Linked DNA regions of Mus musculus: regions 2, 3 and 4 are each linked to region 1. The links are chromatin loops, found by intact Hi-C in ENCODE. Cell type or tissue: heart. All regions are shown on one strand.

Region 1 (2,500 bases):
CACATATATATACACATAGAATAAACAAAATAATAAATTATTAAATAGCATTATACTTTACATAAGATCCCCTCTCTCTTTCTCTCTCTCTCTCTCTCTCTTTCTCTCACTCTCTCTCCACACACACACACAGAGAGAGAGAGAGAGAGAGAGAGAGAGAGAGAGAGAGAGAGAGAGAGAGAGTCTTAAGACAGCCTGAAACTGTTCAACACATCTTCAATTTGTCGTGATTATGACTCTAGCATTGTCAATCACTTACAGTAGACTGGATTGCTTCCTGGTAAATTTCAGAACTTGAAGTTCTTATCTTATAGATGACTTTATTTGAAGGGTTTTTTTCAGGGTATATTTAATAAATATTAAATAACATGTAAGCATAATGTCCAGCAGGACGGCGACCTTACAAAAGCAGAAAACGAGATTAGTGCATGGTCACAAAACCACTGAAAGGTTGTATGAACCTACAGCATGGAGACAACATCTGCAAATTGGAAAGAGAAAACTTGCCAGAAACACAAATGGTAGAATCTTGATAGTGGAGCCAATCTGCAGAACCATCAAAGAATACAGCTCTCCCGTTGATAGCTTCCAAACGGACCAATAACCATCTGCCCAGAAAAGTCTACTGAAAGCTGCTAATATAAGAAATGTGAATAAGCATGAAGTTTGTGTTAATAGAAGTCAGGCTATGTTTTAAAAGCCAGCCATGCATGTTTGGGTAGCGACTTTCCACGTCGCCCCCTGACACATCTGGCTTTAACAGATTGCCAACATGACGTGCAGCAACAAACACAAAAACAACAACAACTCAACCAGATCCTTAACATCCTGATTATATCCAACGAAAACATGTGCCCTGTTCCAGAGCAATAAAAAGTGTTGTGCTGTTGTTCTTATTTCTAAATATATAACAGGTCTTGAAAAAAAAATATCTCATCCTTTCATCGGGAAAACCAAAAATATCTTTAAAGAGGAGACTCTTTGCAACTTGCTTCCTCCTCTTGTTAAACTCTAGGCTGATTTGTTCTTGGGGTTGGTGACAGGATGCCACCACACTAGGATTCTTTTCTGCTAGTGGAGCATTGTCCCAGCTGACACTGCCTGAGTAGTAATTATTTAAAGTTCTTTCCCCTTCCTCTACAGCTCTTAGTTGCAAGTATTTTCTCCCCAAACTGTTTCTCTTTTGTGTTGCCAGAAAAATCCAGGCTCTTTTTCAATGATTAGATTACCAGCCAGTGACTTTCCTTTGTTGAAAGGACAAGCTTTCTAACAAAGGAGGTGCCTTTCAGGGTAAAGTGCAATGCATCCATGCAGTGCAGAGGTTATAAGGCAGCAGTCTTCACACAGCAAAGCAACCATAAGGTACACTGACTGCAGCTTGGGATTTCTCTGCCTCTTTGTCTGTGTTTTTCTGCCTCTCTGCCTTCTGTAATGCAGAGAGCTGAACTTAGGGCCTTTCTGGCCAAACATTCCACTCCTGTGGGGTATCCACCAGAGAAGACTGCTCCTACACAACTTTAAGCCAATAGAAAGTCTTTATTAGGCAGCTGGTGACTACACTGCTCATTCAGTCTCCCTGAGCCTTTCTCTGAGTGAACTTTTTAAGCACAAAAATTGTATCCTGGGTTGACGTACTTCAGTTAACAAAAACAGTTAGCCAGAAATAGAAATAGAAAATCCAACATGGAAGGTTAGTACTTTTAGAGACCTTCCCAGAACCATGAACTTTGATGGACTTCTCCTTTGTTTTCATTTTGTCAGATGGTGCTATCTACACGCTAAGTTTTGTGGTTGGAATGGCAGTTCCTTCATGGAGCCAGTAGTGCTAAAGTCTGGGGGCTTGTTACACTACCACTGGGCTATTTCATCCCCAGTCTTCATCTTTACCAAGAGAGAAACACAGGAAGAGGCCCTCTATTCACTCTTCTCAAATAACATTCAGTGTATTAATAACAAAGGTTTTAGTTTAAATGTAAAAAAGGGGGGAGGGGGCTAAAGAGATGGCTCAGCAGCTAAAAGCTCTTGCTGCTATTCCAGCAGTAAACCCAGCTCCCAAGTAGGCACCTACAATCATTTGTAACTTCAGTTCCAGTGTGGCCAACATGTTATTCTAGTCTTCATAGGCACCGCACACATACAAACTATGCAAACACACATGCAAGCAAAACATAAATTAAGTTAAAAATAAGGGAAAAAAAAAACTAAAAAGATGTCTCTATAAATTGAAGAAAAGCCCTTGGACTCACTTCCATTGTAAAGGAATGAAGATAATGGTCTTGTTTATATATCACCATTCTTCTTTTCCTTGCTTTAAACTATGTCTCAAAATTGAAAAGTTCTGAATTTCTTCAATGCCTTTTCCCATAAATATATTGCAGAAAATTTCTCTTAGCATCAGGGGCACATGTTATTTATAAGACTTATCAAAACACTAGAAGAAAACCAAAGAGGACCTGTGAAAGTTTTGACAGTTCACTTCATCCCCATTCTAAGAACATTG
Region 2 (2,500 bases), 290 kb before region 1:
CATGGAAAAACGGGAATATAGTAAAAACATTGAGGAGACAAAGAGTCTGAAAACTTAATAACTGACTTTGAGATAGGGTAAGAAGCCATCATTGGAATTTAAATTTTACATTACTGTCATTTAGTTTAAATTTTTTCATTTAACTGTTTATGTTATAGTGTATATATGTGGTATGTGTACTATATGTGGGTGTCCACATTCCTGTACACATGTGCCAAGGAGATAGAAGAACACTGATTTTTTTTTTCTCAATTACCCTCTGTTGTATTCTTTTGAGACAGAGTCTCTTACTCAACCTGGAGGTTACATTTTCAGTTAGATTGGCTAACAATCCTCTTACCTCTATCTACTAAGAACTGACATTTCTGGGTTTTGTTCCCAGTCTCAGCACCCTTCTATAATGTGGGGACCTATGATCAGTTTCTCATGCTTGTACAATACGTACTTCTACCCAACAAGCCCTCGCCTTGAACACCTAAATCATATTTTCTAATGCTATCACATGCCTTACAGACAATATACTTTTTACTTATTTGTAATTTTTTATTAAAGTTTATTTCAAAATATATTTACAAGCATAAGAGGAACTATAAGCATGTTGGAATTATTTCAATAATCCTGGTAAGGTGTTGGCCATCTATTTCTAGGGTGATACCTGCTGCAACATTTAGGATTGAAAATCTGTGATATTTTTAATATAATTTAAAAGGGAAATGGTGGTGATTAGACATGTGGCTTCAAAAATAATTACACAGTATTTTATGCCCTTAGTACCTCTATGTACAGCAGGTTTTCACTAAAATAGGAAAGAATTTGGGTACAGGTGGCTTGATCATAGAAATGGAGTGTTATTTATATTATGTCACACCACTAAGGTTAAAATGTCAGACACATTGAACACATCCATAGAGCAGACAGATGCTGGAGTGTGTTAGAGTACATACATGAACTGGGGATCTTTAAGCCATGGAATGGTATATAAAGAATACATGAGAAACAAAAATGGACCAGTTATGTTTCCTGTGGCACTCCATCATTTTCAGCTTTGAGAAGGGATGGGAATATTATCCAGGAGTCTGCAAAAGAAAGCCTATGAGATCAGTAAAACGTCAGCAGACTGAAATTTCCTGAAAGTCAGATACAAATTATTTTCAAGAGGAAAGATGTGGACACTGCTAACAAACACTGTTGGGAAATGGATTGCAACAGGGAGCAGAAGTTCCTTTTGGCAAGATGGGAGTCTGGGAAAATGTTGACAATAGCATTTTCAGGGGATACAGTGCAGATGAAAATCCAAATGACACCTGAATCATAATTGCAGTCAAAAAATGCACATTTGAAGATTTTTGTTGTAGAGATAAGACTGAAGTGGGTGGAGAGAGATGAGGAAATTGGAATCTTTGAGTTTGTTGCTATTGTAATATGGTATTTACTTACATGTTTGTTTATGCTTATTATAAATATAGGGAACTTGCATTCTGTTTGAATCATATAACCTACAAAGGTTGATAGTAGAGAGAAACAGGATGTATTTATTGGAAAAAAAATGAAATAAATATCCTGACTGCTTCACAGAATTTGAGATGGTAGAAAACAAGTCAAGACAGAAGGTGACATGAGAGGGGACAGCAGAATTTTTTACATTAAAATTAAAATAATATTCATGGTGGAATAAAACTAAAAAGTTATTCAAAGTGGCAGCTGTATTTGCAAGCTCTTAACAAGAAAATAAAGACGTTTCAGCTGAGAAAATAACGAAGAGACAGAATGATAGGAAGAAGCTAGACAAGTAGAGCGGTTTACAGGTTCTCAGCCAGCGTAAATATTCTCATGTGTAATATGTCCCAGATGCGCAGCTTTATGTTGGTCTGTGAGTTACAGCTCTGGGTTTCATACAAACATGTCTTTTGTTATTAAGCCACAGAACTATCTGCAGCTTACTGTTAAGAATTGATTTAAATGGACTAAGTAGTTGCACACTATAGATTTCATTCTTGGAGGATTCCTAAGTTTTTCTCTCCTTATCAGATCTTCAGACAGGAACCCTGGTTAACCCCTCCCATGACAGTACAGCTAATTGTATGAGCAGGTATCTGCTTGTTAGACTTGTTGCTTCTTAGGCAGTATTTCTGACAGCATGACCAAATGTTGATTTACTTTATAGTATGAATATTAAAATTATAAGAGTGGGTGATAACACATAAGCCAACATCCCTTCCTGATTTTACTTTATATCATTTGACTTGTCTCCATTTTAAAAGTGAATATTTCCCTAATTATAAAAATATGACCATTAGGACAATCAATAGCCACCCAGCAGGCCTGTAGCCCTTAAACTGCTCGGCGATCTTACAATTTACTTTCCCTTTTAATCACACCAGTGAGAGTTTCTTGACCTTGAATCTATGAGAACTGGGTAAAATTTTGACCATGTAATGTCAGCGTGATGAATTTCTTTAAACCATTAAGTTCATTGGAAAAGGCTTATTTTGCATGAATT
Region 3 (2,500 bases), 65 kb after region 1:
GCTTTGCAGCCCGCCAGCCCCGGGCTTCGAGGGGGCGGGAGCGGACGCGCACCAGTTGCGGGCCAGCGCGGTCGCCCTTCTTACTCTCTTAGCTCGTTTGTTTTGATCTGTTTGTGCAAAGATCTTGTCTGCGTTGGGCCTCTCTCCTTTTTTGTATTTGGTTGCTCTCCACCTCTTGGCTTTTACTCCCACCAACACCACCCTTTATTTAATTTTTTTTCTTTTATTTTATTTAAAATTTTTCTTCCTCCGTCTCTTGGACCTCCATTCCAAACATTTTCCAAACCAACAAAGAAAAAGTTCTCACAGTGGCACCGGTGCCAGGCCAGGCTGGCTCTCTGCTGCGGATTCCCCCTACCCTTTCCTGGACACTTGACTCAACCTTGCACGCCAGTGTGTAGAGTGTGCGGCTGTGGGTGGGTGGGTGGGAGGGCGAGCCCCCCACCCCCGCCCCTGAAACTTCTATAGCAAATAGCAAGCATCCAGCTAGACTCAGTCGCGCAGCCCCTCCCGGCGGGCAGCGCACTATGCGGCTCGAGTGGGCGCCCTTGTTGCTGCTACTGCTGCTGCTGAGCGCGTCCTGCCTGTCCCTGGCCGCTGACAGCCCCGCCGCGGCACCTGCCCAGGATAAAACCAGGCAGCCTCAGGCTGCAGCAGCGGCCGCCGAGCCGGACCAGCCGCAGGGGGAGGAAACACGGGAGCGAGGCCATTTACAACCCTTGGCCGGGCAGCGCAGGAGCGGCGGGCTGGTCCAGAATATAGACCAACTCTACTCTGGCGGTGGCAAAGTGGGCTACCTTGTCTACGCGGGCGGCCGGAGGTTCCTGCTGGACCTGGAGAGAGATGACACAGTGGGTGCTGCTGGTAGCATCGTTACTGCAGGAGGAGGGCTGAGCGCATCCTCTGGCCACCGGGGTCACTGTTTCTACAGAGGCACCGTGGACGGCAGCCCTCGATCCCTAGCTGTCTTTGACCTCTGCGGGGGTCTCGATGGCTTCTTTGCAGTCAAGCATGCGCGCTACACTCTAAAGCCACTCCTGCGTGGGTCCTGGGCAGAGTATGAACGAATTTATGGGGATGGATCTTCCCGCATCCTGCATGTCTACAACCGCGAGGGCTTTAGCTTCGAGGCCCTGCCGCCACGCGCCAGTTGCGAGACTCCTGCATCCCCATCTGGGCCCCAAGAGAGCCCCTCGGTGCACAGTAGATCTAGGAGACGCTCAGCGCTGGCCCCGCAGCTGCTGGACCACTCAGCTTTCTCGCCATCTGGGAACGCGGGACCTCAGACTTGGTGGAGGCGTAGGCGCCGTTCCATCTCCAGGGCCCGCCAGGTGGAGCTCCTCTTGGTGGCTGACTCGTCCATGGCCAGGATGTATGGGCGGGGCCTGCAGCATTACCTGCTGACCCTGGCCTCCATCGCCAACAGGCTGTACAGTCATGCAAGCATTGAGAACCACATCCGCCTGGCGGTGGTGAAGGTGGTGGTGCTGACGGACAAGGACACGAGTCTGGAGGTGAGCAAGAATGCGGCCACGACCCTCAAGAACTTTTGCAAATGGCAGCACCAACATAACCAGCTAGGGGATGATCACGAAGAGCACTACGATGCAGCCATCCTGTTCACCCGAGAGGTAGGTACAGAAGGTGGGTGCCCAGCCCTGGGATACAAAGACTGGTGGAAGGGCAGGTCTTGCTAGTGGCTCTGCTTCTCCCATAAAGGACTTGTCACTCAATAGAGATTTACTTAAATGCATCTTGCATGCAAACCACTCAGCCCCCACTTACACTCAGGTGTTTCGGTGAGCCTCTGCAGTAATCTCTGCTTTAAGTGAGGCGACTTTATGAGATCAACACTCGCTAAGGCTGGACGCCAGTCAGACAGGACACTGTGGTGTATGGCCGCGATAAGGAGGTGTACAGTTACATGGCAAAAGGAGGAAAGTAAGACTGTCGTCTGAAATTGCATGTTTTCTACTTCCCAGTGAAGACGAAAGTACTACTTTGTCCTACTTAATGGGAAGGACTTGAAAGTTGGCAGTTGCTTTTATCTGATTGATGGCCTCCCTTGTAAATGTCCTTAAACGAACTCTTCTGCAACACTGGTCTTTTCCAAAGGACTGCTTTTTCTAATGTGGCTTCCAAATGGGCTTCTGACATATCCACCTTGGAATCTGAGTTCCTGAGAAGGAAGGAATGTGGGAGGGTCAAGGGGATGCGGAAGCCCAATCAGCAGTGAGGACAACCCCCCACCCCACCCCCCACCCCAGGCCCTCTACCAGCACATCTGAAGCACCACCCTCCCGCCCAACTGCCAAACAAGGGTCAAATCCAGTTGGAAGGTTTGGGGTTTGGATGAATGTGTTTCTGAAGTTCTGGGCAGAGCTTCAGGATGTGGGGAAGAACGTTTTCCAAGGACTTCCCCACGTTAAGGGTGATGGTTACCGAGAAGGAAAAGAGATGGATCATTATGAGCCCAGACATTCTGGGAGCAACACATCTA
Region 4 (2,500 bases), 300 kb before region 1:
CTTTGAATACAGTGGCAGCTAAACAAATATAAAGCAAGTGTGAATACATCATTAGAAGAGAGTTGACTTTGAGAGTCAGGATCTGTGACTAGGAGGTTTCAGAAATGGTGATCAAACCAAGTTTATCTCTATTTGCATGCATGCAAATCTATAATCAAAAGAAATATTTTATTTTCTGTAAAGTAAAACTTTTTGGCTATGTTTAGAATATACTTAAGATCTGGTTCAAATTTTTCAAAAATTCTGTTACTATGAAATATGAGATTCATACATTTTACATATGCATGCAATATGGTTAATGAGGGAAAGGATCTATGAATTAGAACAGGGGAATGGGTATATGAACATTTGGGGATGGTGGTAAGCAAAAGGAGAAATGTTAGTTATACTATAGTATAGTACTAAAAATTGCAAAGCACTGTGCTACCTTTAAAGTGAATCCCTTAAATTTAAATAGGATTTTTGAAAACAAAAAAATATGTTTCTCATGCTGTTTTTCTCAGCAAAATAAAAATTAATTAAATTTATATGTCTTAACTTGTTTTAAGACTCACTTGAAAATTATGTTATTTTAATTTTATTCTAAGATGACAATTATCAATAAACTATCTAAACTCATTCATTTATCAGGAAGCATTGGCTTAAATTCCCTTCATCCATAGTATTATACACATGATTGTCCATACTTATTTCTGTCCTTCTAGAAGAACTACAGCTTAATATGATTAAATTTATGGATTTCTATTGATTCCTTTTCAGTTTTCTGTCTCACCACTACAGCTATCTAGCCAGGAGATAGCTTCTTAGAAAGAAAAAAAAAGGGGGGGGGGTTCAAATAAGCTGCAAGCATCATAGAAAGAGGATAAAGGAACTATAGATATGGGGCATTTTATAGGCTTTCTAATTCACAAACTGTGAGCACTTTTTGGAATGCAGCCAACTGGAAGAGATATTGCTTGTAGGGGTCTAATCCCTGACATCTAGATCATGGATAAGCGCATAATTATAGGATCTTCCTCTTCCAGAAGAGGAAGGAAGCTGCTCATTCAGACGGGCGTCAGTAGTGCCGGAAACTGCTACTGAATAGAAACTCACCTTAAGTGGGAAGGAAAACGTACTGGTTGCTAAGCTACTGATAGGGTTTGCCCTTCCTCTGCAGCATGGGCAGCCACTAGGTCAAGGCACAAAAGATGACGCCAAAGCCGCCTTTCTTTTCTGGTTTAATGATTTCATAGGAAGTGGCTCAACTTTTCCTCCAAATTATCTGCTACCCCTTGCGATCCTCTGGCTTTCCCAGCTACGGTTGAAGGTTGTGGATGAAAGCACACTCCTGGTGTGAATGAATTATGGGATCTGAAGAGTTGCCACTTGCTAGAATAGTCAAACCAGTAATCATTAAATATGCATCCAAATATTACAGTTTCATAAACCAAGAGTTTAATTCTAGTCTTAAACATATCCTATAATAAAAGAAGTGTGGTACACCTTAAGTACTCTTGCCTATTCTGTGTGTCCTTGGATGTATTCCTAATGGTAAAGTATTGTGAAGATCTCTTCTCATTAGGGCTGGGGCATGGAGATAAGCAAACTCTGAAACGGATGAAGACAATCTAGAGGGACAAGAAGCCACTTCACCACTGTGGTAAAGTACAATGAATGTGGTATTCTTCGGTTGTTTCTGGCTTATTGAATTAAATTTTAATTCACTTAGTGCTCAATTAAAATGAACAGCTACTGTTGTCAGACTTGTAGATCTAATGACCTCTATTCAGCTCTATTTCATGTCGGACTTCTGGATGTCTGAGTTATAGTTCACTGATGATTACAAGATAAAAGAGATAATATCCAAGAGCACAGCCAAGAAAATGAAATGAGAAAACTTTATAAATTGAATTTTTATAACTTGATGCCTGTAGGCATTGGCTATGGGCTGGGACAACAGTGGAGCAGTGGTATGTATGTCACACTAATTACAGTGACCCAGTCTTGCACTACTTGGACAATGGCCCCCAGACAGATATTGGTGAACTGGACTTTAGACAAAAGACATTGTTTCGGTCTATGGTGGTGTTGTGTTATTCAGTGATCACTTGAGTTAGATTTTCCAACTGTATGCATGAGAACTATTCTGCAGTTTAAGTTATTTGTAGTTTGTTTCTTGCAGTATAACAGGTGTTATCTTGCACTATATTGATTACCAGAAGACAATTAGTTAAAACAAAAGATTTTTTTTGCCAAATTATGAAAATAGATGAAAAGGGCTGAACCTTGAATCACTGGAGTTATGGTGAGCCTGTTTTACTTTGTATATATAATCCAACTATTTCAATGAATCCATTTTTAAATAGGTTTAAGCCTCAAGTAGTCATAAGGCACAAAGGAGATTGATTTTTTTTTTCTTTCTCATTATCAAGTTTTGTGAAAATGTAAAGAATTGCTTTTCTATATACAAAATAGAAGACGAAATTGGTATACACACACAACACCACATGATTTATTG

Evidence for each region. Hi-C counts contacts between places; a loop is a spot of excess contacts. Peaks named below come from ENCODE experiments on the same cell type or tissue, not always from the same donor. Only the 100,000 strongest peaks of a DNase experiment are listed, where the experiment ranks them.
Region 2: it touches region 1 in a loop (2.7-fold over the local background); 3 of 42 quality-filtered maps call a loop at or near these places.
Region 3: a loop joins it to region 1, with 2.0 times the contacts of the local background. A loop is called at or near these places in 3 of 42 quality-filtered maps.
Region 4: it touches region 1 in a loop (2.5-fold over the local background); 3 of 42 quality-filtered maps call a loop at or near these places.

What each region holds. Positions count from the first base shown.
Region 1 is chr16:85,963,566-85,966,065 of GRCm38, reverse strand. No RefSeq gene overlaps it. Among named protein-coding and RNA genes, the nearest start is that of Adamts5, 64 kb to the right of the region's middle. In heart, no CTCF peak of the experiment used is centred here; a DNase peak (open chromatin) is centred at 1,055; H3K27ac peaks cover 509 bases.
Region 2 is chr16:86,256,068-86,258,567 of GRCm38, reverse strand. The region is part of intron 3 of Gm32357 (a long non-coding RNA gene); the gene reads right to left. Among named protein-coding and RNA genes, the nearest start is that of Gm32357, 21 kb to the right of the region's middle. In heart, no CTCF peak of the experiment used is centred here; no DNase peak of the experiment used is centred here.
Region 3 is chr16:85,898,295-85,900,794 of GRCm38, reverse strand. It overlaps Adamts5 (a disintegrin-like and metallopeptidase (reprolysin type) with thrombospondin type 1 motif, 5 (aggrecanase-2)), which reads left to right. Exons shown (of 8, transcript NM_011782.2): 1 at 1-1,631. The coding sequence starts at 528. Gm46558 (a long non-coding RNA gene) reads right to left here and starts at 995. Exons shown (of 3, transcript XR_001781962.2): 1 at 798-995. In heart, CTCF peaks have their summits at 533 and 1,341; DNase peaks (open chromatin) are centred at 764, 1,244 and 2,294; H3K4me3 peaks cover 1,673 bases; H3K27ac peaks cover 1,318 bases; H3K27me3 peaks cover 260 bases.
Region 4 is chr16:86,260,394-86,262,893 of GRCm38, reverse strand. The region is part of intron 3 of Gm32357 (a long non-coding RNA gene); the gene reads right to left. Among named protein-coding and RNA genes, the nearest start is that of Gm32357, 26 kb to the right of the region's middle. In heart, no CTCF peak of the experiment used is centred here; a DNase peak (open chromatin) is centred at 1,113.